Linked DNA regions of Homo sapiens: region 1 is linked to region 2. Evidence: chromatin contacts called from ENCODE POLR2A ChIA-PET data. All regions are on one chromosome and are shown on one strand. The core of a region is the stretch at or near the end of the contact, and the rest is flanking DNA. Distances in the headings are between cores, read along the strand shown.

Region 1 (3,043 bases), core at 544-3,043, 400 kb after region 2:
TAGGCTTGGCACAGTGGCTCGAGCCTGTAATCCTAGCACTTTGGGAGGCCGAGCTGGGCAGATCACCTGAGGCCAGGAGTTCGTGACCAGCCTGGCCAACATAGGTGAAACCCTGTCTCTATTAAAATACAAAAATTAGCTGGGTGCAGTGGCATGTGCCTGTAATCCCAACTACTTGGGAGGTTGAGGCAGGAGAATTGCTTGAGCCCAGGAGGTGGAGGTTGCAGTGAGCCAAGATCGCACCACTGCACTCCAGCCTGGGCAACAGAGCAAGACTCTGTCTCAAAAAAAAAAAAAGAAAAAAAAAAAGACTTTTCCGAATGAAAAACTAGAAAATGGGAACTATTTAATAAGGCTAATCATGAAGTCTGAATCTATATAAATCTAGAAATAAGGTAAAACAACTATAGATATTACAAAATAGGACCTACATATGTGAATAAGGAAGCAGAGCTGCCGAGCGAAGAGGTGGACATCTGGGTGGTGGTGTGACCCAGTACAGGGTGTCAGAGCCTAAGAGGGCATCATCCACTCAGGGGTGCAGCCCAGCATAGGGTGCCAGAATCTAAGCAGGGTACCTATGTTGGAGGGCTGCTTGAGTGCAAGGAGTGCCTGCATAGGGTGAGACAGGTGTCCATGTAGGGTAGTAGTGGTGGCTCAGTGCAGAGTGTCAGAGTCTGAGCCAAATGAGGAAGGTATCCATGCATGAGGGCGACCTGTTGATGCTATCAGAGCTCAAGCAAGATAAGAAGGGCATCCACATGGGAGCATAGGCTGGCGCAGAGTAAAACCTTGAGCAGCACATAGAGGGACTACCGATGCAGGGTAAAAAGGTTTTTCGTACTTATTTGCCATTTTTTTCTGAAAGTATGTGATTTTTCTTAAAAAGTGCCCTAACATAGATTTCCCCGATATTACAGATAATTACCTGTGGGGAAATGACATAGAAAATATATTTAAAGTATTATTTGATGTATATGTATACAGATACTAGGAGTATCACATTAATCACATGACACTGATTCCTTTCAACTATCTTGCTTTTCTAATACATAAATAATTTTGCATGTGTCATTAAGAAACTTTCTCATGCTGATTTATTAAAGCATTTTAATGCTACTTAAAGAATATGAAGTGTGGCCGGGCGTGGTGGTTCACGCCTGTAATCCCAGCACTTTGGCAGGCCAAGGCAGGTGGATCACAAGGTCAAGAGATCAAGTCCATCCTGACCAACATGGTGAAACCCCGTCTATGCTAAAAATACAAAAATTAGCTGGGCGTGGTGGTGCATGCCTGTAGCCCAGCTACTTGGGAGGCTGAGGCAGGAGAATCACTTGAACCCGGGAGGTTGAGGTTGCAGTGAGCTGAGATCGTGCCACTGCACTCCAGCCTGGAGACAGAGCGAGACTCCATCTAAAAAAAAAAAAAGAATATGAAAGTGTGATGCTGAGTGCGGTGGTTCACACCTGTAATCCCAGCACTTTGAGAGGTGAAGGTAAGAGGATCACTTGAGCCAAGGAGTTTGAGGCTGCAGTGAGCTATAATCACAGCACTACACTCCAGCCTGGATGACAGAGCAATACCTTGTCTCTTTCTCTTAATTTAGAAAAAAAAAAAAAAAAAGGAAGTGGGCAGACTGCAAGTAAACCCTGAGAACTCCTAGATCACCTCAGTTTGCAGCACCCATTCACCTCTTTCCTCACCACTGCCTAAGAAGGCACATGAAGCTTAGTCACTGTGCAGACTCTCAAAACTTTCTGGAACTTCATGCAAAGGTTAAGCCTTGGAACCAACTCTGAATTTCCTTGTGGTTTCAAACTTGTCACATTTTCTTCTCACCTTGTCACCACCCACACAGACTCAGCCTCCTGGATGCATCACGCTTGGGTTGCTTCACTTCCTGGCTCCTGGTAAGCCACAATTGCAAGAGCTATTGCTGGTAAAACTGGTGACCCATTACAGGCACACAAATAAGAACATAGGTGCAGGGGAGCCACAAGTGCACTATCTGAATGTGTCAGGGTGAGAACATTATGTTTCCTCAGCTCTCACTCATCCTCTGGTGGAGAGGACTCTTTGGTCTTCAGTCTTCCAATAACTGTCTATAGAATATTTTTGCATGCTATTCATCTATACCTGAATGCAAGCATGCTTTCAGTACAGAAGAAATGTCATATAGGTCAGAATAATGTTTCAATGGGCTCAGGGTTTTTGTCCCCGGTTGTCCTATCAACCCATTTTGTACTATCTACTGGTAGTGGTTCCAAATTCTGATCTCCGAACTGGTGATGATATGGAAATAATTTTTTCATTATTATTAATCTGTCATGAAATTTTAGAAATAAGAATAATGTGGGAGAACAGGTCTAAATTTCATTTGGTAAAAAAGGAACTCTTTTTTCTTTTTTTTTGAGACAGGGTCTCACTCTGTTGCCCAGACTGGAGTGCAGTGACACAATCATGGCTCACTGCAGCCTCAACTTCCTGGGCTCAGGTGATCCTCCCACTCCAGTCTCTCAGGTGGCTAGGACTGTAGGCATGGGCCACCATGCCTGGCTAATTTTATTTTATTTTATTTTATTTTATTTTATTTAGTATTTTTTTGTAGAGATGGTGTTTTGCCATGTTGCCCAGGCTGGTCTCAAGTTCCTGGGCTCAAGCAATCTGCCCACTTCCCTTGGCCTTGCAAAGTGTTTCTTTTCCTTTTTTTTTTTTTTTTTTTTTTTTTGAGATGGAGTCTTGCACTGTTGCCCAGGCTGGAGTGCAGTGGCGTGATCTCAGCTCACTGCAACCTCCACCTCCCGGGTTCAAGCGATTCTCCTATCTCAGCCTCCCAAGTAGCTGAGATTACAGGTGCCTGCCACCACACCCAGCTAATTTTTTGTATTTTTAGTAGAGACGGGGTTTCACTATGTTGGTCAGGCTGGTCTTGAACTCCTGACCTTGTGATTCGCCCACCTCAGCCTCCCAAAGTGCTGGGATAACAGGTGTGAGCCACTGTGCCCGTCCCAAGAACTCTTCTTTATCCTGAGACTATGTCCTT
Region 2 (3,046 bases), core at 42-2,541:
ATTCCTTTGGGTATATACTATATACCCAGCAATGGGATTGCTGGGTCAAATGGTATTTCTGGTTCTAGATCTTTGAGGAATCACCACACTGTCTTCCACAATAGTTGAACTAATTTACATTCCCACCAACAGTGTAAAAGTGTTCCTATTTCTCCACAGCCTTGCCAGCATCTGTTGTGGCTTTACTTTTTAATAATTGCCAATGAATTATCTTTTTAATGTGTTGTTGAATTTGGTTTGCTAGTATTTTGTGGAGGATTTTGCTTCAATGTTCATAAGACTAAAGAAATATCTGACTACAGAAATATTGGCCTGTAATTTTATTTTATTAAGAAAAAAATATTGTAGCTGAATATTGTTATCTTTTTCTGGAAAATCTTCTGTTTTTATCCTTTTAAATAAACTTTCTACCCAAATCTCTCTCTCTACCTTCTCTTTAAGGTCAATAACTCTTAACTTGGTCCTTTTGAGTCTATTTTCTAGATACTGCAGTCATGCTTAGTTCTTTTTTATAGTTTTGTCTCCTCTGACTGTGTATTTTCAAATAGCCTGTCTTCAAGCTCACTAATTCTTCTGCTTGATCAATACTGCAACTGAGGGAACATCATACATTCTTCAGTACATTAATTGAATTTTTCAGCTCCAGAATTTCTGCTTGATTTTTAAAAGATATTTCAATCTGTTTGTTAAATTTATCTGATACAATTCTGAATTCCTTCTCTGTGCTATCTTGAATTTCATTGAGCTTCCTCAAAACAGCTATTTTGAATTCTCTGTCTGAAAGGTCAGATATCTCTGTGACTCTGGGATTGGTCACTGTGTTCTCTTACTTTGTTTGATAAGGTCATGATGTTTGTGGATGTTCATTGATGTCTGGGCATTGAAGAGTTAGGTACTTACTGTGGTCTTCACAGTCTGGGCTTGTTTGTACCCATCCTTCTTGGGAATGCTTTCTAAGTATTCAAAGGGAATTGAGTGTTGTGATCTAAGCCTTCAGTCACTGCAGCCATATCTGCATTAGAGGGCACCCCAAACCCACTAACACTGTGAATCTTGAAGCCTTGTAGAGGTACTGCCTTGGTTGTCTTGGGTAAGATCCAGGAGAATTCCCGGGATTACCAGGCAGAGACTCTTGTTCTCTTCCCTTACATCTCCCCAACCCCCTGCCAAAATGGAGTCTGTCTCTCTCTCTGTGCTGAGCTGCCTGGACTTATGGGAAGAGTGACACAAGCCCCGCTGTGGCCACCATCACTGGGACTGTGCCAGGTCCAACCTGAAGCCGGCACAGTACTGAGTCTCACCCAAGGCCTTTGGTAACTATTGTCTGGCTACTGCTGATGTTTATTCAAGGCCCAAGGGCTCTTTAGTCAGCAGCTAGTAAATTCAGCCTGTGTCTTTCCCTTCAGGGCAACGAGTTCCTTTCTGGCCCAGAGTGAGTCTAGAAATGCTGTCCAGGAACTAGAGCCTAGAGTTGATACATTTAGAAATCTACTTGGTGTTTCATTTTACTGTAGCTTAGCAGGCACCCAAGTTGCAAGACAATATGCTTTTTACTCTTCCCTCTTTTTTCTTCAAGCAGAAGGAGTCTTTTCCATGACCACCACAGCTGGGAATGTACTGGGTCATACCTGAAGCCTGCACGGCACTGGGTCTCACCCAAGGCAGTGAGTACTGCCTGGCTACCACTGATGTTTATTCAAGGCCCATGGGCACTTTAGTCATCAGGTGATGAATCCTACTGGGTCCTTTCCTTCAAGAGAGTAGATTCCCTTCTGGCCCAGGATGTGTCTAAAATTGTCATCTGGGAGGCAGGGCCTAGCATGGGGACTCCAGGACTCTGCTTGGTACTTTATTTTACTGTAGCAGAGCTGGTATCCAAGTTGCAAGACAAAGCCCTCTTTACTGTCCTTTCTCCTTTCCTTAATTGGAAGGAGTCTCTGCCGAAGCTACGAGCTGCACTGTCTGGAGTTGGGGGAGGGGTGACACAACCACTCCCTTGGCTGCCCTAGCTGGTGTCTCACTAGGTCATGTACACCCCAAGTCCACTGGCTTTGAGCCCAGTACAGCACCAAGACTTGCCCAGGAACTACAGTCCTTATAGCCTAGATTTCCTTTCAAGTTTATTTAGAACCCCAGAGCACTTTAGCCCTCAGTGGTGGGCTAGCTGGAACTCAGGTACTGACTGCTGGGATGGAAAATTCCCCTCTGGCCAGGGCTGGTCTAAATGCTCCCTCTGTGGGCACCAGCTGAATTCTACCCCATGTTGCTTTCCACTGTGACAGGGCAACACTGCGTGACAATGCAAAATCCCACAGTCACTGTGCTCTCCCTGCCCCAAGCATCATATTCTGTCTCTGTACTGTGAGGCCACTGCTGGGGGATGGAGGAGGGGTGGTATACGCATTTCAAGACTGTCTTTCCTATTCTCAGTGCCTCTTTCCTTGATATGATATTAAAACCAGGTATTGTGATCAGTCACCTGATTTTTGGTTCTTATGAAGGTGCTTTCTTGTGTGGATAGTGGTTCAATGTGGTGTTCCTGTGAGGGGGATGATCACTGGAGGGTTCTGTTAGGCCATCTTGCTCTGCCTCTCTCAAAATTTCATTTTTTGAAATATTTTATTTTAAGTTCTGGGATACATGTGCAGGATGTGCAGGTTTGTTACATAGGTAAACATGTGCCATGGTTGTTTGGTGCACCTATCAACCCGTCACCTAGGTATTAAGCCCCACATGCATTAGCTATTTATCCTGATGCTCTCCTTCCCCTACCCCCAAAATTTCATTTTTTCAATGGGTGAATGATATTTCATTGTACATCTATACCTCATTTTGTTTACCCATTCATCTGTGAATGGATGCTTGAGTTGTTTCCACTTTTACTGATTATGTATACTGCTGCCATGAACACTGATGTGCAAGTATCTGGGCCCCTGCTTTCAATTTTTTTGGATATATACATAGAAGTGGGATTTCTGGGTCATATGTAGTTCTAGGTTTACCTTAAAAAATTAAACTATATTACTATTATTGATTATTATTATTA

What was found. ChIA-PET counts read pairs that join two places held with the same protein, here RNA polymerase II (POLR2A).
Region 1: POLR2A ChIA-PET joins it to region 2 with 12 read pairs in naive thymus-derived CD4-positive, alpha-beta T cell. The contact joins two enhancer-like sites. POLR2A ChIA-PET finds 5 or more read pairs at or near these places in 3 of 52 experiments (T-cell, activated naive CD4-positive, alpha-beta T cell and naive thymus-derived CD4-positive, alpha-beta T cell).

What each region holds. Positions count from the first base shown.
Region 1 is chr17:30,362,123-30,365,165 of GRCh38, forward strand. No RefSeq gene overlaps it. Among named protein-coding and RNA genes, the nearest start is that of CPD, 15 kb to the right of the region's middle. RefSeq lists an enhancer at 1,598-1,837. Within about 2 kb of position 1,794, at least 7 of the 41 ENCODE cell types and tissues checked have a DNase peak (open chromatin) inside an H3K27ac peak, as active enhancers do.
Region 2 is chr17:29,957,825-29,960,870 of GRCh38, forward strand. The region is part of intron 3 of EFCAB5 (EF-hand calcium binding domain 5); the gene reads left to right. Among named protein-coding and RNA genes, the nearest start is that of EFCAB5, 18 kb to the left of the region's middle. Within about 2 kb of position 1,292, at least 2 of the 41 ENCODE cell types and tissues checked have a DNase peak (open chromatin) inside an H3K27ac peak, as active enhancers do.